Linked DNA regions of Mus musculus: all the other regions are linked to region 4. Evidence: chromatin loops called from intact Hi-C (ENCODE). Cell type or tissue: heart. All regions are shown on one strand.

The links. Peaks named below come from ENCODE experiments on the same cell type or tissue, not always from the same donor. Only the 100,000 strongest peaks of a DNase experiment are listed, where the experiment ranks them.
Region 1: it touches region 4 in a loop (2.7-fold over the local background); 5 of 42 quality-filtered maps call a loop at or near these places.
Region 2: a loop joins it to region 4, with 4 times the contacts of the local background. A loop is called at or near these places in 3 of 42 quality-filtered maps.
Region 3: a loop joins it to region 4, with 2.4 times the contacts of the local background. A loop is called at or near these places in 5 of 42 quality-filtered maps.

The regions. Positions count from the first base shown.
Region 1 is chr9:107,623,960-107,628,959 of GRCm38, forward strand. All of the region lies in intron 1 of Gnai2 (guanine nucleotide binding protein (G protein), alpha inhibiting 2), which reads right to left. Among named protein-coding and RNA genes, the nearest start is that of Gnai2, 8.9 kb to the right of the region's middle. In heart, CTCF peaks have their summits at 1,998 (motif pointing left) and 2,951 (motif pointing right); DNase peaks (open chromatin) are centred at 802, 2,962, 3,972, 4,962 and 3 weaker places; H3K4me3 peaks cover 2,444 bases; H3K27ac peaks cover 4,450 bases.
Region 2 is chr9:107,643,062-107,648,061 of GRCm38, forward strand. No RefSeq gene overlaps it. Among named protein-coding and RNA genes, the nearest start is that of Gnai2, 10 kb to the left of the region's middle. In heart, CTCF peaks have their summits at 2,702 (motif pointing right) and 4,076; DNase peaks (open chromatin) are centred at 1,700, 2,270 and 2,680; H3K4me3 peaks cover 1,002 bases; H3K27ac peaks cover 1,388 bases.
Region 3 is chr9:107,633,111-107,638,110 of GRCm38, forward strand. Gnai2 (guanine nucleotide binding protein (G protein), alpha inhibiting 2) reads right to left here and starts at 2,233. Exons shown (of 9, transcript NM_008138.5): 1 at 1,990-2,233. The coding sequence starts at 2,107. In heart, a CTCF peak has its summit at 2,190; DNase peaks (open chromatin) are centred at 341, 1,111, 1,641 and 2,371; H3K4me3 peaks cover 2,982 bases; H3K27ac peaks cover 4,370 bases.
Region 4 is chr9:107,563,146-107,568,145 of GRCm38, forward strand. Tusc2 (tumor suppressor 2, mitochondrial calcium regulator) reads left to right here and starts at 110. Exons shown (of 3, transcript NM_019742.4): 1 at 110-387; 2 at 1,431-1,551; 3 at 1,702-2,963. The coding sequence starts at 242. The coding sequence ends at 1,767. It overlaps Gm9917 (predicted gene 9917), which reads right to left and starts at 3,820. Exons shown (of 2, transcript NR_166687.1): 1 at 3,379-3,820; 2 at 1-768. It also overlaps a transcript of Hyal2 not described here. In heart, CTCF peaks have their summits at 3,079 (motif pointing right) and 3,921; DNase peaks (open chromatin) are centred at 36, 3,086, 3,916, 4,646 and 4 weaker places; H3K4me3 peaks cover 3,971 bases; H3K27ac peaks cover 3,277 bases.

The DNA of each region.
Region 1 (5,000 bases), 61 kb after region 4:
AGTGTTCTCTCCGGCTATGATCAATCCACCAAATGGGGCTGTGCACAGCAGTGCAATGAGGCTCCGTCACATCCTACAAGCCCAGAGGGGTGTTCAGAAGGTCTATAAACCCTGCCCACACTACCCAATCACTGAGTACTAGGCCCACAGGGCCTCAGTATCTACCTAGAGAAAAAAGGGCACAATGGCCCTAGCTAGCCTTCCTACTTGCTTCCACAGAGCAGAAGGAAGGAGACTCATCTTGGAGCAGCAGGACTGAGGTGACCCCATTGACCGGACTCAAGGACAGGTAGGAAGGGTGGAAGCAGCAGACATCCAGGGCACAGGAAAGCTCAATGAAGGGTGTCCCCTTACATGACTTTGGAATTCCTGGCTATGGGAAACATTGGTTTCTCTACTGGTCACTGTGGGTAAAAAGGGCATCTAATCCTTTGACCACTCTCCTCAGAGGTGCTGTGGGCTACCTGTGACCCTGCTCAGTGCCAGGGACGATGGCACAAACTTGCTTTGCATTTCATTTCCCTAGCAAAGCTGGCAGACACCAAAAGGGCCACAGCTGAGCAAGCCAAGCCAGGAACCTGGGTCACATACTTCTTGTCTCAGCCAGCCGAAGGCCTGCTCCCACACTTCCCTCAGTTTCCCTTTCAGATTCTGAGTTAGAGCATTCTCCCTACCTAGCAGGGGTCACTGCAAACAGCCCCTTCTGACAGGCAGACAAAGCAAAGCAATGGGGTTTCCATCCCTGGGACTTAAGGAGGTTCCTTTGTCGTTGCAGCAGCTGTGACTCAGGCAGGAAGTAGCAAGAGGCAGGACAAGGGTGTGGTTGGCAACCAAGCAGGAAGTAGAGACATCAGGACAGAGCTGGGGAAGTCTGAAGCGGGACACCCAGTGAAAGGTGCATGGTGAAGACCTTGGAGCTCAGGTAGACTGCAGCAGACTCGGGGTTTCAGGAGCCCTGGAGCCACATCTTTCTTACGCCCCCAAATGCCCTTTCTCCATTACGGTGCATCACTCCTACCATCTGGACTGGAGGGTGCTTGTACTCAGTCAGGATCCTTCCCTGCCAGCCCTGTGCCTACCTCAGGGAGAGCTCCCCCAGACTGAGGCAGAGGAGCCAGCAGGGAAGGCAGCTGAACAGAGAGAAGCAGGAGTCAGCCTCGCTTGTCTCCACCAGCTGCTCCATCCCCAGCTGGATGAGGCCAGTGGGGATCCACAGAGGGTCCCTGGAGTTGGCCTTGACATTCCCACTAGGCTACACCTCTTCCCACCAAAGAAAACACCTCTGTAGCTTTTGTCCTGAGTCCAGCTGCTGGGCCCACTGCAGGAGGGCAGTGATCTCAGAGGCTCCTCTGCCTAGATCATCTGCTTCTACATGCATGCAGCACGGAGCTGTTCCCGTGGAGGGAACAGACTGAGGGGAAGACAGTACTACCTCGCTGCCTGGCAAGACCCAAAAAGCCTCACCACAGTTGGGCCTGTAAGTTCAAACACTTGATGTTCATCTAGGCCCCAGCACGTACGTGAGACTGCTATTTGTCCATCTTGGGCCCGCCACCTCCTACCTCACGCTTAGGTCTGACCTGTGGGGAGGCTGTGACCTACTCTAGTCCTTTCTGGCCTCAGTTTCTTCAAGCAGGCAACCGGTCTGGTACAACCCTGCGGCCCACACTGATCCTTCCTGAAATTTCCATTAGCTTCAGCCCTTGCAGGTCTCTGGTATCTCATCTGTAAAATAGAACACTGCATCTTCTAACAGGAGAGGGGTGAGAACTGGAACCAAAGCTCCTCTCAAGGCTCCTCACGCAAGGCTATGTGCAGGTAACACTTGTTACTGTGGCTGGAGTTGGCTCAGCAGCTAAGAGTACTGGCTGCTCTTCCAGAGGATCCTGGGTTGACTCCCCACATTCGCAAGGCAGCTCCCAACTATCTGTAACCACAAGTGCAGGAGCTCTGATGCCCTCTTCTGGCCTCTGAGGTATCAGGCAAGCATGTACTACACAGACATACATGCAGGCAAACACACATACACTTAAAAGTAATAATTAAAAAGATACATTGTACGAAATTATCCAAGAATTAAATAAAAATATTTTTAAGAAGATAGTGTCTGGGCATGGTGGCGCATGTCTATAGTCCTGACACCCAGAAGGCAAGGTTGGCTACACAGTGAGACCCTTACCAGAAGGAAGTCAGTTGCCACTATTTTCCTATTTGGTGGAAGAGTACAGATTTCCCCAAACCTCACTTCCAACAGTGTGCACAATGGCCAGCTGCTCTGGTCGGTCACTGGTCACTAATAGCAAGGCCCAGAGTGGAGTACCACAGTCATCTCATTTCAAGTACAGCTTCTGAAGACTCCGAGAGAGCGGGGTAACAGGCCAATACAGGGCGGGGAGGGCGGAGCACCATCCACCCGGGATAAGGGTGAGAGCTGTCTCCTGCCACTGGCACTGTGCTCTGAGCCCGTCGCTTCTTACACACACACACACACACACACACACACACACACACACACACACACACACACACACACACACATCCTACCAGAGACTTCTGCATAGAAACCTCCCAGCTGGTGTAGCCCACTGACCCCACAACTCCAATGCTGGGAAAAGGCCTCCTCTGAGGCAGCTCCTGAGCTGGTGGGCTCCGGTGGAATTCACGGGCTAAGGAGAGGCAGCTGACGTGGCAGCCCCGAGGGCAGAGATTCTCATGAGCAGCTGGGACCACAGGGTAGGCTTGGGCAGCAGCCCAGCTCCAAGCCACAGCACCAGGCCCGCCCACGCTGCCACCATCCCAGTGGGGCACAGTGGAGATGGGATTGAGCACTGAGATGCCCACCTCACAGGTAACCCAACTACGAGAGAGGTACCACACCCTCACTGCCCGGTGACCCCTGCCATTCTGGATCCTGTCTGTCACCTCCTTGCCCCACAGCCCAGGGTCTTAGGCTCAGCTACCACCAGGGGGAGCCCAGCTGCCAGAGACAAAGCAGAGGAGGTGGGGGGCTGGGCAGCATGGGGAATGTTTTGTTTCAGCAAAGCAGCCTTCCCAGCTAGGGGTGGCTGGGGGAGGTGCCAAGACCCTCAGCCACAACCTCCGCCCTGGGAAGCCCCCAGCCAGCTCCAGAGTCTGAATTCACAGGAACAATGGAAACAGGAGGGAAGAAAGGAGGGGGGAGGGCCCAGCCAGACAAAGGCCCTCTAGGCCCCACCCCAGGCCTCTCTTCCTTCCTCCAGGTGCCTTTCTTTGACCCCCTTAAGCCCTCCAAGGAGGCTCAGCACAGCCTCACACTGGGAGGGGTGGAGGGGAGGGGGAGGGGGATGACAAGGAGGTGGGGTTTTCGAAGGATCCTGCAACACTTCCACCCAAGACTGTGGCCCCCACCTTCCACCAGATGCCCCAACAAATCAGCCCTGCATGCCCTGCTTCCTCAGGTTGTAGGTCTTACCACCTGTAAATCAATCGCCAGGAGGTGCCAAACAGGCCCCAGATCATTGGTACACCCTTCTTCCTAACAGCTTTTCAAAAAGACTCCTTTAGCTATGTTTTCAAGAGCCTGAACAATGGATATCTGTCCTGAATTGCGGTGGCAGACCAGAGGCGAGGTGCCCGAATCCCAGGCCTCAGTGTCCCCATCTGTGAAATGTACCCCTGGTGGGAATGTGCCAGGCCCAAGGCCTGCCCAGAGCAGTTTTCCTATGGTTTTCAGGAACTCCAAACTGCCTCAGCACCCAACTCAAGCCAGCAGTTGTTCATGTCCTTGTAAGTCCCAGTGCTAAGCACAAAGGCAGGGACAGCCTGAGATCACACACACAGTGGATGGGTCCTTCTGTACCCAGGCCGGTGATAAGGAGGAGCAGGCTCCGCGGCTTCTGCACGGCCACCTAGCCACGGGGGCTGTTCTGACAAGGCAGCAGAATCCCCTGGAACCTCCCACGGAAGGATAAGCCCCACAGACACGAGACCTGGGGGTCAAGAAGCACGAGCATGTGGTGCCACTGCTCCCAGCCCACACAGCAGCCACATTCAGCCAGCACACAGCACAGCACCTCTACACTGAGGGCGCCATTGACAACAGTCATGACAAGCCTTGTAGGATAGCCTGCCTTTCCACCCCTGGCCGCTTCCCAGCGTTCCTCTGGTCCAGTCTGTTTCCCTCAGACTGGAGGTTAGGGGAGGAAGAGGCACAACGGGGAAGGCGCAAATTCGAAGTTACTGAGTGTGACATGAACGCTGTGAGGAAGGTGGGCTGAGAGGAGAGGTGGGGAGGGGCTCCGGAGTAGCCACATGTGCAAAGGAGCCCTGGCAGCAGGCAGGCTTCTGTCAGAACGGCAGAAAGGCTAAAAGGATTCAAGACTCAAGGTGCCAGGTAGTGGTGCACACTTTTAATCCCAGCACTCAGGAGACTGAGGCAGGCGGAACTCCAGCCTGGTCTACAGAGTGAGTTCCAGGACATTTAAGGCTATACACTCAGAAACCCTGTCTCAAAAAAGCAAAATAAGAAAGCAAACATATAAACAAACAAGACTCCTACACCAGGCAAGATCCACAAACCCCACCCCCACCCCCCAGCATGTATGCACCCAGAGCAGGTGCTCCAGCATTGGCCTGTCACCCCAACACCAATCCCGGCAGCAGGGCACAGACCAAGGGCCACAGTGGCAGGACAGGGTCAGTGATTGCTTGAGTCCTCTAGCTGAGCATCTCTGCTTCTCTGCCCTCAGTCTCTCCTGCCTCACAAGATGAAATAGCAGAGGCATCTGCTGCTATGAGAAGGGACACTGAGGCACAGCGACAGCATCCGGGTTCTGCAACCCCCAGGCAGGGGAAACCCAAAGTGAGCTAATACAGGACTGCCGCTCCGCTTCCAGGCATTCATGTCCGCCTGCGGCTGGCCTTCCTGCTTGGAGGGCAACAGCCGCTCGGGAATCTAAGAGCAGTTCTTGGCCTTCCTGCTGGACCTCCCACTGGTGTCCCCTCTCCCAGCCACCACTTCC
Region 2 (5,000 bases), 80 kb after region 4:
AAGACCACTGGCTGCTCTTCGAGAGGATCTGGCTTCGGTCCCCAGCACCCACATGGCAGCTCACAGCTGTCTGTAACTCCAGTTCCAGAGGATCTGACACCCTCAAACAGACATAAATGTAGGCAAAACATCAATGCACATGAAAAAAAAAAATCTAAGTTGGGCACCATAGCACACACCTTTAATCCCAGTACTTGGGGGGTAGAGGCAGGCAGACCTCTGAGTTTGAGGCCAGCCTGGTCTACAAATGAGTTCCAGGACAGCCAAAGCTACTTAGTGAGACCCTGTTTCAAAAAAAACAAAACAAAACAAAACAAAAAGAGGAATTATTTATGTGAGGGTTTGCCTACATGCATGCATGTATCTAAAGGTCAGAAAAGGGTGTAGGATTCCCTGAAACTGGAGCTACAAAAATGTGGGTGCTGGCGACCAAACCCCAGTCCTCTTGAAGACTAGCCAGTGCTTTTAGTCACTGAGCCATCTCTCCTGCCCCTCCGTCTAACATTTTAAAATGATCGTGCGTATGTATAAAAATATCTTCATGTAAGTACATGTATGTGAATATAGGTGCCCTCAGAGGTCAGAAGAGGGTGTCAGTTCCCCCACGAGCTGGAGTTAATGGCATTTGTGAGTTGCCCAACCTGGGTGCTGGGAACTGAACTCTGTTATCTGCAAGAAGCAGCAAGTGCTCTAAACTGATGAGAAATCTCTCCGGCTCCCAAATCTAATATTTTAAAGATCTCTCTGGCTTCTATGAAAAATATAGCCTACTGACAAGAAGGAAGGCCGGGAGGCAGGGAGTAGCCATCAAAGGAGGGTGTTGTAGTGAAGCCGGTCCCACAGGGCTGTGCGGTGTCTCCTAGGAAAAGAAGGCTTAGGTGTGTGTATACAAATACATTAAGAAGCTGTTTTTTTTCTGCTTCCTCCAGCCGGCCTGGGATTGGTTGGTCTCCCTTTTAGCCTTCCCCGAAGGCTTAGCCTTTTCTCCAAATATAGGCAGTTCATTACAAAGAAAAACCTTTTAAGGCTGGGCGTGGTGGCTATTGCTTTAGTTTCAGCGTTTAGGAAGCAGAAGCAGGCAGATCTCTGTAAAGTCGAGGCTAGCCTGGTCTATATAATGAGTTCCAGGCTAGTAGGGGCTACATGGTAAGATCTGGTCTTAAACGAACAAACAAATTATTGTAGATAATGTGTGTGGTGGATAATGAAAGACAGCTTTGTGGAGTCGGTCCCCGCACTCTATCTTTAAGTTTAAAGATATCCTTAAGGTTTCAGGGATTTAACTCAGACGTCAGGTTTGCACCCGTGGGCCTTAACCGATTGAGCCATGTAGTCGGCCCAAGAACACTTCTAAAGTCCCCATAATGGTGTTTTCACCTTTCTGCACCCCTTCATCTACAGGAAGTATTTCTGCCAGCCTGACAGAGTCCACCGGAGTATTTCACTCTGTTAAAAGCTGGGGGCTGCTCAGGCATGGATCATAGAACTGCGCGATGAACACCCACAATGGGGTACCGCTTGTCTTCAGACTTTGCATCATAAGTCCCCGTTGGCGACATCCTAAGTTCTCTCATTGCATCCCCACAAAACCAAGCTCCCGGCCGAGTTGAAGCCGGAAGTGGTCTCCTGGAGAGCTGCCCGCCTCTTCCGGGATCGCTAGGCCACAGCGCGCGACTTCAGAGGCTTCCTCCGCGGAGGAGCGGCGCCCCCTGGCGGGCACAGAGCGATACGGCTCAGCAACCGTGGCGGCCGGGCTTCTCATCTTCCTCTCTCTATAGTCTTCACTTGCCTTCGGCTACCACTTGTGGCTTCTTCCACCTTCCTGGTCTTCTTGTTTCTTGCCTTGGGCTCTAGTCTCCCCTCCGCGGAAGCGTCGGTACGTGGCCGTTGAAGCCTAGTTCCACAGAGCAGCCCTTGTTTGGCATCTTCTTGCTTGCCCCGCACCCTATTGCTCTCCTCTTCTCTTGCCTGGTACCAGAATCCATCCATCCATCCAAGCCGGCGTTCCTTGTAGCCATTATTAGCTGGTCCTTAGAACGCCTCCAGTGACAACTCTCTTTCCTGGTGCTTCTTACACTCTGTTTAGGACTCTCCCTCTCTTTCTGTTTTTACTTCACAATTGAGATCGGAGATTAGAAAGTGATTTATGTAGTTCTCCACTGGATATCTTGCCTGCTTCCTGAAGACCAAGGCTTGGGGTGGGTCAAAGTGTCCAGCCCGAGACGTGCGCTGTGGGTGTTGGAATGCACTGTGGAGTTTGACCCTAAAGTCAATGGGTAGGATAAGGACAGAAACTGAGTTCTACCTGAAGGCGCTCAGTGGGACTGGGTTGAAAGCAATCCATCCCCACCAAGTGAGAGAGGGGATCTGGGTATTGGTTGAGAATATAGCTGAATTCTCAATTGGTAGAGGGCTTTGTAGCATGCGTGAAAAACCCGTCCCTGGCACTACATAAACTGGACAGGATACCGAATGAGAATGTGTGTGATCCTAGCATCTGGTAGATGGAGGCTCGGAGAAAGGGTCTCATGCAAGGTTAGCTAGCAAGTGGATCCAGACTGGATCCCTGTGGTATTTACCTGCCCACACTACCCAAGTGGAGATGCAAGCCTGGGATCAATCAGCTCTTTCACCCTTTTCAGCCAGCTTTTTTCTTCGTGTATTATCTGGGTCCCCGCACAAGCTTGACTCTGGCTATTGACCACCAGAGGGCAGCAGAGGCCGCCAGCTGAAAGTTTGGGGGCCTCAGTGCTCACGGCTCAGGCTGAGCAGGCTGGCTGTGCTTGGGTTTGAGATGTAAAGGCCTTGGGTTTGTTGTTTGTTTGTTTGTTTGTTTGTTTGTTTGTTTGTAGGTTTGCCTAGGACTCCCTGTGTGAACTATACTTACTACCTTGAACTTGTGTCTATCTTCCCGTCTCCGATTAGGATTGGAAATTTACCACTGCCTCACCTAGCTCTTGTGAGGGTTTTGTTTTTTGTTTTGGTTTTGTTTTGGTTTTGGTTTGGTTTTTCAAGACAGGGTTTCTCTGTGTAGCTCTGTCTGTCCTGGAACTCACTTTGTACACCAGGCTGGCTTCAAACTCAGAAATCCACCTGCCTCTGCCTCTGCCTCCCAAGTGCTGGGATTAAAGGCGTGCACCATCCCCCCCCTCTTGTGAGGTTTTGAAAGCAGGTTTCTCTCTCTCTCTCTCTCTCTCCCTATCTCTCTCTCTCTCTCTCTCTCTCTCTCTCTCTCTCTCTCTCTCTCTCTCACACACACACACACACACACACACGCTCTGTTTGTGCAGGTTCCTATAGAAGTCAGAAAAGGTGTCAGATGCCTGCAACCAGAGTCTCAAGTGGCGGTGGTGAATCACCAGGTGTAGGTGCTAGGAACTAGACTCAGGTTTTCTGGAAGAGCAGCCAGTGCTCCTTCCTACCTGCTGGGCCTTCTCCAGCTCTCTCTCTCTCCAAAAGCAATGTTATCTTTCAGATTTTTGTTGTTGTCGTTGTTCAGGGCTTTTCTTTCTAAGTCATTCACTGGTAATCAAGTCTCACAGCTACAAGTTGTTTGAAAGAAAGGCGTTTGCTTAGAGTTTACACTGAGATCAGAGCAAACTCCTGCATGTGTCCTCTAGCGTCTTGCCACATGTCCCTTACTGTACTGGGCTCATCTGGGGCTCGGTGTGTGCTGGCTTCCATACTTGTCAGGGGGTCCCCAGTCACACCACACTCTCTGATTCCCAGCTGTCACTGTCCCCCTTCTTTTACTGTCTTTCAGCTCAGTTCCTCCACATCCTTCTACCTAACTCCAGCCCATCCCCCAGCCAAGCTTCTGTCTCTAGTTTCCTTTCAGCAGTGAATTCTGGTCTGTTTTTCTTTCTTCCTTTTTTTTTCCATTTCATTTTATGTTTTAAACTTTAAAAAAAAATGTGTATAAACGCATACGTGCAAGTGCCATGAAGGACAGAGGCTTGGGAACTCTCTGAAGCTGGAGTTTGAGGCTGTTGTGGGCCCGCTGATGTAGATGCTGGGAATCAGTTTGGGTTCTCTGGAAGAGCAGTACAGATGTTAAACCTCTGAGTCATTTCTCAGTTCAGCCACTAGGGCAATCTATGTAACACTTATATTTACTAGCTAAAAAAAAAAAAAAAAAAGGTGTGTACATCTTTAATCTTTAATCCTAGGACTAGAGAGTCAGAGGCAGGTGGATGCGTATGAGTTCAAGGTCAGCCTGGTCAAAAGAGAGTGTTTTAGTCTAATTAAAGTTACATATCAGGGGCTGGTGAGATGGCTCAGTGTGTAAGAGCACCGGACTGCTCTTCCGAAGGTCCAGAGTTCAAATCCCAGCAACCACATGGTGGCTCACAACCATGTGTAAGGAGCTCTGATGCCCTCTTCTGGTGTGTCTGAAGACAGCTACAGTGTACTTACATATAATAAATAAATAAATCTTTTAAAAAAAAGTTACATATCAGAGGCTAGGCGATGGTGGCGCACGCCTTTAATCCCAGCACTTGGGAGGCAGAGGCAGGCGGATTTCTGAGTTCGAGGCCAGCCTGGTCTACAAAGTGAGTTCCAGGACAGCCAGGGTTACACAGAGAAACCCTGTCTCGAAAAACAAAACCAACCAATCAAACAAACAAGCAAAAAGTTTGGCAGATGGGAGATCTTGTCTCAAAAGATTGGGAGACAGGGAGAGGTTGGAGAGATGGCTCAGTGGTTAAGAGCACTGGTTGCTCTTCCAGAGGACCTGAGTTCAATTCCCAGCAACCACAGGGTGTCTCACAACCATCTGTAATGGGATATGATGCCCTCTTCTGTCATGCAGGCATACATGCAAATAGAGCACTCAATGCATAAATAAATAAATCTTAAATATATATATATATATATATATATATATATATATATATATATATATATCATCTGTTTTTTAAAAATGACCATCCAAAAACATAAAGCAAAACAACAACAAAAAACCCCCAAAAATCAAAACAAAAGAAAACTTAAAACTC
Region 3 (5,000 bases), 70 kb after region 4:
GGGCCCAAAAGCTGAGCTGAGCTCTAAGGGACAAGCCTGTCTGCATAGAGGAAACCGTGTGTTACAGAACAGGCCAGGCGTCCTGTGCAGCCCCCTTCCCCCTGCTCTCTGGTCCAGATCCACATCTCCTTGGCCACCACAATAACTGCCAATAAACCTGGGAGGGGTTGGTAAGGGGCTCCGGGCTGGGCACTGGGAGGTAGCGGTCCCGGAAGTGCCCTCCCTAGGCCCAGCAGCAACGGACATTCCGCCGCTGCCGCTGCCGCCGCCGCGTCGACACCCACTCACTGCTCGCCGCACTCGCAGCAGAGACAGGAAGAGGCAAGCGCCCAACGCAAAGCAGCCCAGGAGGCTGGGCCGCCGCCCCTTCCCGCCCCTTCTCTTCCTCCCCGCGGCAGCAGTGGAGCGGATGCCATTTTGAAACCTCCGGGGCTGTGCCCCCAGGCCGGGTCCGCCGGGACAGTCAACAGATGGATCCATAAAGACGTACATGTTTCTCGGCCACAGGCCTGGCCAAAAAATAAAAAATAAAAAAAGCCAGGCTTTTCACAGCATGCAGGCCCCCAAGGCGGCCCTGGGGCTGAGGGGCCACACCCCCCCACATACTATCCAGCCGATTACGCTGCTGCGCGGCTTCTGCTGCTGCTAGGGCCTTGCTCCCCACAATCCAGAGGAACTGGTCTTCTCAAGTCAGGCTTCCACAGGGAGCCACTCTGACGACCGGTGTGGGTCTGGACACAAGCATCAGGCCCACTGCCTCTGCCAAAGCCTAGCTGGGATGCTTGAGCGCACACGGGGCTACAGGCAGCAGACTCCTTACCAGCCCCTCATTCAGCTTGCCCACCACCCCCACATCACAGTATTCCTCTGGGGAACCAACAGGTCTACTCAGTATCCTAGGCCATATCCCTGGCGTTCCAGCCCCGAGTGTGAGAAGCCCAGCAGCCGTCAGCAGATCTCTCCAGGCCGGCACACAGGGGCAGCAATATGTCGGTTGGTTCACTACTTCCACTTCCCCCCCATCCCAGCAGCCACCATCTTCCTTGGCCTTGGAAGTGACAACAACCCTAACTCCTCCATGTTCCCTCCTATTGCCCAGACTCCCCTGGCCCTGGCCCAGACAAGCCTTGGATCCCAGGGAATGGAACTTCCCGCAAATGCTAGAGGCCTGGCCCCTGTTTCCCAGTGTGACTCTCAGAGTCAGACCAACCTCTTGCAAAGGGTCTGCCCAGCTCAGCCTAGGCCCACCCCAGCCCCTGGTGCCCCTCCTCCTATCAACAAGGCCCACCTGGGGCAGGAGGGCGCAGAAGCAAGGGAACGGCAGAGTGTGAGAAAAGCCTTAAAAGAGGGGCAGATGATTTGGGGGTTGATACCTGCAGAGAGAGGGAGGGAGAGAGACAGAGAGAGAGAGAGAGACACACACACACAGAGAGAAAGAGAGATCTGGTGACCTGGAACAGAGGCCCTGCGGGGAATCCTGCTACAGAGAACTTGAGAGTAGTCAGTTTCCCTCTTAAAGAGGTTCTTGAAGGGTCAGAGTGCAAAGAGGGAGAATACAGATCCCAGAGTAAGGAAAAGAGGGAGTGGGTCGAGGCTTGACCAGGGTCCCAAGGAATGCTCGTGCCAAGAGAAATAGAACAGGTGGGGCTTGAAGGTGGGAGCCGGCAGGGTGCTGAGGGTTTAAGAAAAGCCTGAGAAAGTGCGGAAATACACGGCAGGGTCTGAGTTCTCTTGAGACTGGATAACAAGGGGGGGGGGAGATAGTCATACAAGGTTTGGTGTGTGGGATCTGGGATGAGTTGAGGGTCTGAATGAAGTCTGGACTAGGATTATAAATCTAGACCAATCCAGAGTTTCGGATCTTAAAAGGGTGGCTCCTACTGGTTTCAAGCGCAGGTGTAGGGTGCAAGGCCAGGCTGAGCAGTTTCAGGTCCTTGTCTGGGGATTAGCGTAGAGAGTCAAGGGTCCCAGAACGGGGCGCTGCCTCACCTAACAGAAGCAACTTCACCTCCCGCGCCGCCTTCTCGCCGTCCTCCCGCAGGTTCTTGTCGATCATTTTAGAGCGCTCGGCTGCCGCCTTGTCCTCGGCGCTCACGGTGCAGCCCATCCTGCCGTCCGCCGGCCCGGCCTGGCCCCCACACGGCCCACGGCCCGGCTCGGCCCCGCCCGACCCACTCCGCTCCCACCGCCGGCCCTCTGCGGGAAGCTCTCAGGTCCGCAGTTCCGAGCGACTGCGGGAGGCGCCTTCCCGGCCGCCGCGCACCGACGGCGGGGCGGGCCAGGGGTGGGGCCCGGGCGAACCAAGCCCGCGACTGGGCCGGGGCGGGTCTGGAGGAGGGGCCGAAGGAAATTTAGGGATGGTGATTGGTTGGAGGGCGGAGCCAAGGGAGAAGTTAGGCTCAGTCCAGCCTTAGGCGCAAGCTGAGAGCGGGGCCGCAACGAGGGAAGACACCAAGGGTAGAGCTAACACAGGCTTAGGCCTCTGGGCGGGCTGCAGGAGGAGCTAGTCTCCGATTGGATGCTGAGAGCCTGAGGCTCTGTTTCTGGACTGTAGGACTAGTTGATCTAGTAGCCCAAGGGTCAGGACTACCTGCCCTCGCCACAGGCCAAATAGAAACCAGGACTCTGAGCATTTGTGAATTATGAGAGTAAGATGGAGGAGGTGTGTCTTCTTCACTTGCTAAAACTGAGCCTATAAACTTATTTGGAGATCTACTAAACTCTGCGGAGGGTCACATGATCTCTTTCTGGACCTCGATTTTCTTTAAAGCAGCGCCCCCTCCTCTTCTGTGTAGGTTGCACCACATTAAAAACAAAAAGAGTTCACTGCCGCCTTTACACCTTTGAGTGGACTATCTTCTGTCATCTAAACGTCGTCCTTTTGCCTGATAGGTTGGGAACCTTTCTCCTGCAGGCAGCAATCCGGGGCTTCAACCAGAGACCAATGAGACTGGACTCTAGGAGAGATAGACAAGAGAGAGTTGTCATTGGACTTAAGGAAACAAACGTTGCCATGATCCTATAATCTGTTCCTTCCATCCTCTGTCAGCTTCTAGAGGCTTCTTCAGTTCCATGTCTCTTCTGGGTAGTGGCTGTGATCCTGTGGCTGTGCAAAGGTGGAAGTGGAGCTATTTCCAATCTTTGTGATCTGCTTTTTAAGAGGGGCCTATGACCCACCAACTTTGATTGGACGATTGAAGTGTGCAAGGTGTTCTGAGTGGCCCCAGACTAAAGCCAGAGAAGGACACTGCCATTAAGAGTTGGTCACAGGGCTGGAGAGATGACTCAGCGGTTAAGAGTGCCGACTGCTCTTCTGGAGATCCTGAGTTCAAATCCCAGTACCCACATGGTGGCTCACAACCATCCTTAATGAGATCTGACACCTTCTTCTGGTGTGTCTGAAGACAGCTACAGTGTACTTACATGTAATAATAAATAAATGGGGGGCGGGAGGGATGGCTCAGCGGTTAAGAGCATTGACTGCTCTTCCGCAGGTCCCGAGTTCAAATCCCAGCAACCACATGGTGGCTCACAACCATCTATAATGAGATCTGAGACCCTCTTCTGGGGTGTCTGAAGACAGCTACAGTGTACTTACATATAATAATAAATAAATGTTTAAAAAAAAAAGAGTTGGACACAGCCTCCTGTGAGAACAGCACTACCTGGACAAAGCGCGTGTTCCAGCTTCTACCCTCCAACTTGCTGGCTTGCTCTGGAGTGTCCGTGTGTCTCAATCATCAGAATGTCTTCCCTGTGGAGGTGTCATTAGCCTGTAATCATCCAGTGGTTCCCTCGGGGAACCTACCTGAAGCCTAAGCGGGCCCTGCCCTAGGCATGCAAGAAATAGGATAAGAACACATACTGCTACCTGTGGACAGTGCTGTTCTCTATCTATCTATCTATCTATCTATCTATCTATCTATCTATCTATCTATCTATCTATCTATCCACTTGTAGGACTTACCTCCAACGTGACAGATTCACAGAACACACCATGGACATGAGCACACACAGCCGAGCACAGTCTACTACACGCTGAAGACAGACAGATCCCTCTTCCAGCCAGCCCCTTCCCCCTCGGCCCAGCCCTGTGCTTTAGAGCTTTGCTCCTCTGGCCTCCCTAGTCTGCTCCTAGCAACAGCCAACAGCTCTCTCAGTTGCCAGGCAACGAGCGAACCTGTCAGCCCCTTGGAGGCCCCACTCTAGGGAGGTGGGCAGCATCCAGACCCCAGTCAATGGAGGAAGAGCAAGAATGCATTGCCTTCCCCAGGCCTGAGCTAGATCCTGTAGCCCTTGCTCCCTTCCTCGCAGCCAGCCCTGCCTTCCCAGTTCCATATTCTTCCTAGGGAGTCTGGCAACTCCGACTTCCAAGGCTTTGGCTGCTCTTTCTTTTTCATTTCCATGTGAGTCCCCAGGGATATGGCAAGGCCTCTGTCACTCCAGTCACCCTCAGTTCCCTCCATTCTACCCTCAGTTCCCGTCCATTCTGAACTACTCGCATGGTTATCTCCTCTGATTTCTTCCTGTCTGTTAGCCTCTCCCAGATACCTCAGACTCCCTCAAATCCATGGTGCCCAGAACTGAGTCTATCCTGCCCTACTGGTACCCATTCCTGGGCAGTCACTTCATGGTCCTTCCCACTAGCCAGAGCTAGCACTTCACACCCACCAAATATGCCACTGTTAGGATGACTGAGAGAAAGCGTGTCACTTCCATTCTACAAACCTCTGGCTCCCTGAGGATAAAAACCTTGCAAAAGGCTGCTTTAAACTTCGTTAGAAGTCAGAGGAGTAGTGGTGGATACCTTCAATCTCAGCACTCAGGAGGCAGAGGCAGATGGATCTCTGTGTGTTCAAGGCCAGCCTGATCGACAAAAAAAGAGTTCCAGGTCAGCCAGGGATACATAGAGAGACTCTGTCTCAAACAAACAAACAAACTTTGCTGGAGGTAGAGCAGTTGTTGCCTGAAAGAACTCTGGGGTGCTTCTGACTGTGTCT
Region 4 (5,000 bases):
GTCAGCCTCTGAGAGTGGCCATTGGTTCTACACCACAGACTGACGAGACCTTTAGCCACTCAGAGGAGGCACCGTGCAGGACGCGCGGAAGCGGAAGTGAGGTTTCCGTGGAGACAGCAGAGCCTGCGGAAGGCGGCGGCGGCGGCACCTGCGAGTGGAAGCTGGGGCAGGGCATGGTCGCGCCCGCCGCGCTGTGAGAGCGGAGCGGCCGCTGGGTCCGCCATGCGCCCGCGGCGCTGACATGGGCGCCAGCGGCTCCAAAGCTCGGGGCCTCTGGCCCTTTGCCTCCACTCCGGGGGGCGGCGGCCCAGAGGCGGCAGGCTCCGAGCAGTCTCTGGTGCGGTCTCGAGCCCGAGCAGTGCCTCCCTTCGTATTCACGCGCCGCGGGTAAGGGCATGGGTATCTGCCTTTGGGAGGACATCCGGGAATGAGAAACGCCCCCCTACATTTGAATCAGACGACTGTCATATTTTGGGTCCCAGTCAAAGCAAGGAGAAGGGAAAACCAAGCGGCGTTCAGCTCTTGACCGCCCAGATGGTCTTTTTAGAGAATTGCCTGAGGTTCGTCTCTTAGGGAGCAGCTCCATAATTCAGCTAAGACGGCCTCTAAGAGTCTTAAAACCTCCCTTTCATCCAACTCAGCCTGCAAATTAAAGGCATTTATGTCCCTTCTGTTCTTCTAAGCCTTAGAAGAAATCTAAGGGAAGATGACCTTCTGTTTAGGTGTCTTGCCTTCCTCACTGTGAAGTTGGACCTCCGAGAATAGTGTCTGGAAAAGCAGAGAAAGGCGTCAGTGTTGAAGGTGGGGCCACAACAAAAAAAGTGCCCTCAGCCAGTTGGGTTCTCTAGATCTGGAACACTAACCTAACCTTCTTTTTTCCCAGGTGCTCACACAAAATGGCCTGGACCTAGTGAGCTCCTAGGGACTGGCATTCCCTGTGATGGAAATTTGACCGTAAATACCAGAAAGACCCAACAGTGTCGATTAGACAGTGCCAGCCACTGGGGAATGACTTGGAGTGCAGCCTTCTGGGCTCAGACATCCACCATCTTGGTCTTTGGCCCTGGACCAGCAGTGTCTTTAGAAGTGAGACCAGTATGCCCAGGCCACTACCCCACCCACTCCATAAATAAGCCCTAGGTGAAGGGCCTGCTACTAGAATCATGACCTTTGTGAAACAGACCAGTGGTGAGGACTAACTTTAGTTGCCTAGAGAGGGTGCTCTGATGTGACATCCTGTTGGTATGACAGGGCAACAGTGGCCTTGTCACACTGCCTGCTTCCCTCCGGGCACCAAGCAAAGAGTTCTTCCACGGAGAACGCACGTTGTGCGTCTTCTCTTGGGGTTCAGCGTACTTCCCTGTGGTCTGTGGCCCTTGCCAAGGCCAGGGATGAGGCTCCAATCCAGCCTGTTCCCCTTCTCTCCACAGCTCCATGTTCTACGATGAAGATGGAGATCTGGCTCACGAATTCTATGAGGAGACAATCGTCACCAAGAATGGGCAGAAGCGAGCCAAGCTGAGGCGGGTACATAAGAATCTGATTCCTCAGGTGAGGGTCCGAGCAGTGATCATAAAGCCTACATCAGTATGTCAACGGAGATACAGATGGGGCTTTCTGGGGGAAGAGCTGGGAAGAACAGAGAGGCTCTTAGCATAGAGGCCCAGAGCTGATCTTCACTAGCCTCTGTTTCCATGGCAGGGCATCGTGAAGCTGGATCCTCCCCGAATCCACGTGGATTTCCCCGTGATCCTCTATGAAGTATGAACCTGTGTGTGGCATGGCAGACACGAGCACCCACTGCCCCAGCAAGAAACTCCCAGGATCAAGGTGTAGCTTCCATTCAGGAGTCCAGGCTGGTGCCACAACCTTGAATAAACTAAACTCCGTTGGCCCAGAACCTTCAGTTGTAAGAGGGGTTGTCCCTCAGTGTTAACTGGTATTGGCGGATGTCTGAACAATAAGAGGTTGGTGGCTGGTGAGGGCTAAGGACAGAATTACCAGCCCGTCTCCCCCAGCCGCTTGTGGGAGAAGCATGACAGGAGACACGTGCCGGTCAGGAATGCCTGGTTCCTGGTTACCTGCCTGACCTGCTTTCTTCCAAGCTTGCCTAGGGCCCAGCCCTCCTAGAAGCTACAGCACTTTACAAGCAGAGTCTGCCTTCTTCCAGCCCCTGGGCTGTAGGGGCTCTACCCAAGTGGGAACTTCCTTTTCCTCACTCCCCTTCCCCCCTAGTCAGAGCATTTCAGCCGTTTGCTACCTCGATTCCTCCTGTATCGGACAGACTGGAGATACATACCAGCCTCACCCTTCCTGCCTACCTACCACATGCTCCCGCTCTTAAGCTGGACACTTTGCTGGCTGTTCAATAAGAATGAGGACCAGTGTGGGAGGCTTCTCCTTTCACCCAGGGCTGGACTGATCTCTCTTGATTTCAACCAGTTGCCCTCAAGTTGAGAGGGTACAGGCCGGGGTCAGGACAGGCTACTGACGCCTGTACCTGTGGGGACTTGCCCCAAACCACATATTCGTCGTCTCCCTTGTCTTTGCACCAGTCCCACAAATCCCCAGTTGTAGGGGAGAGGCAGTCCACCACCTAGTGGTAAGAAACGACTGGGGCTGGTGCCAGTAGCTATGAGGAGCCCATCCCCCCCCTTCTCCTTACAGTATCTTTACCCCTTCAGGGTCTGTTAAGAGAAAGTACTGGAGCTCCTTGGTAAGGATAGAAAGGAGGGGAAAATACTTAAGAGGCATAATTAAAATGTGAAGGTTTGTAAATAGTCTAGACTATGATAATGTTGGGGCAGAGTCTGATTTCTATACAGAGATGGCTTTAAAAAAATACTTCCTTGTGGAAGCTCTGTGCTTCTAGAGTGTGGGAAATGGCTTGGGACGAGTGATCCCCAGCACAGGAAGGCTGTTGTGTTATTTGTTCAATTTCAATAAAAGTTATTTGTAGACCCTGCACACGAGAGTGGCGTCCAGTGAGACTTTAACATCCAGTTTCTAGACTGCTGATCCGGTAAGGCTAGCAAACCCTTGCCTGAACATTGCCTGTAGCAATACCAGCCGTGGCCAACAGGTGGCTGTGTCCAAGAACTGTCTCCAGCCCTCTCAAGACGCAGAGGGCCACTCACCTGTCCATTCTGTCTGGGAATTTGGAAACAGAAGGTCGTGTGGGATCCTAGGGAGATTGCCCTAGTCTGAGGTGTGAGTGTAGCCACACAGTTGTGAGATGGTTCTGGTCCCAACAATACCAGATTATGTGAAGTGAGGTTACAGCCTAAACCCCACAGATCAAGGCCTAGCTATACTTGAACAACAGACACTTCCCACCATGGCCTTGGCCTCCTTCCAGGCTCTGAAGTCCACACTCACCTGACTTCCCAGGCAGCCATCAGAAGGGAGAGCACAGGCTCCTGCTGCAGCCTCTATCGTAGGGCTCGGCCCAACACCTCCTCCGCCCTCTGCCGCCAATGGACGTTCTGCCTACGTTTCTCAAGGTCGGCTATGAGCAGGTTCTCTGCTCGCCTAGCCTTTGGCCATAATAAACTCAAGACGTTTTTAAAAAGCAAAAACAAAACAAACAAACAAAAAAACCCAATTAGGAAGCAGGAGTTCATCAACTCAGGGCAGTTGGCCTTCAAGTTGCTCAAAGCTGGAACTGGTCAAGTCTTAGCCTGTTCAACATAGATTTGCGGTTCTGTAGACCAACTGTCATCCCTGTAAAAAGCCAGGAGTTAGGTTCCTGTCCAGGAGCCAAGGCTCCCCATATCAGGCAGTATCCTATCTCACCACTACCATCCTGCTCGGGAAACTCCCTGTCCTGGACCTGCCTAGCTAACCCCAAAGCTATGAACAATAGGAGAGTCAGGGCAGTGTTTCCCTACTCCATCCGGCTGGGCTAGGCTCACTTCCTTCCTGCTGGCAGCCTAAGGAAGTGTCCCTGCCCTGGACAGTCTCGCCTGGACTTTGTTTTCCCAGTAGTCCCCACCCTTGGAGCTTCCTAGATTTTTGTCCCTTGTGAAGCCAACACAATGGTGACCACAGCCTAGGCTATACACCCAGCTCCCCTGCTTTCTATTGGCAGAGGGACTCCCTAGCACTGGGGAGGTGAGCCCCTTGGACGGTGAGGGGTTGTCAGTTTAGGTAGATTTGAGAGCAGGCAAATTTGCCTGGACCTCCAAAGAGGTCTTCCAGGAATTCGTATTGTGAGCTTCCTCTCCCATAGGGACACAATTCTCCCCCCACCCCATATCACACAGCCACAGGCATCAACACATTGTCACATTGTCTTTGTCACAGGTTGGATACTTCTGCTCTTGATGGAAAAAAAACTGACTCAGCTACTGGAAGAGCCCACCACCCCCACCCCACCCGTTTTCCCCTCGTGCAGGATGGTTTCTTCTTTGGCACCTGCTCTAGGGGACCATTCGCTCAACCACCCAGCAAATTGACTCCCATGAATACAGCCAGCCACTTGGGCCCCCTCACACCCTACTGGATTTGAGGATGATGCAAAACTTGGAGAAAGATGAGCCCTTGGTTCCTAGGCCCATATCCTTCCCATCACCTGGCACAACTCATGCAGACCTTCCTGAGAGGAAGGGTGCAAAGGGCAGCCAGCCACCAAGGGAAACAGGGTCAAGGGGCTCTCCTCCCCGCCCCCCTGGCCCTTTCCGCCTGGAGGGCAGCAGGAAGTGAGGAGAAAGAGCAGGGATGGGAGGCGGGAGGGAGTGGGTGGGAAGGAATGGGGTTTATCAAATCCCCAGCAGACTGCCCAGAGGGCAGCAGCTGGCGCAAGGAACCTGGCTGGAGAGACTCTACTCAGGTGAGCGCAGAGTAGTACATAAAGCTAGTCCGCACTGCCATAAATGCGTGTACTCCTGCGGCGCTCCCTAGCTTCCAAGCTTGCGGTAGGGAAAGGGGCTGGCGGCCAGAAGCGGACTTTCGGAGATTTGAGTCGTGCATTGGAGAGCAGATCTAAGAGGCGAGGGTAC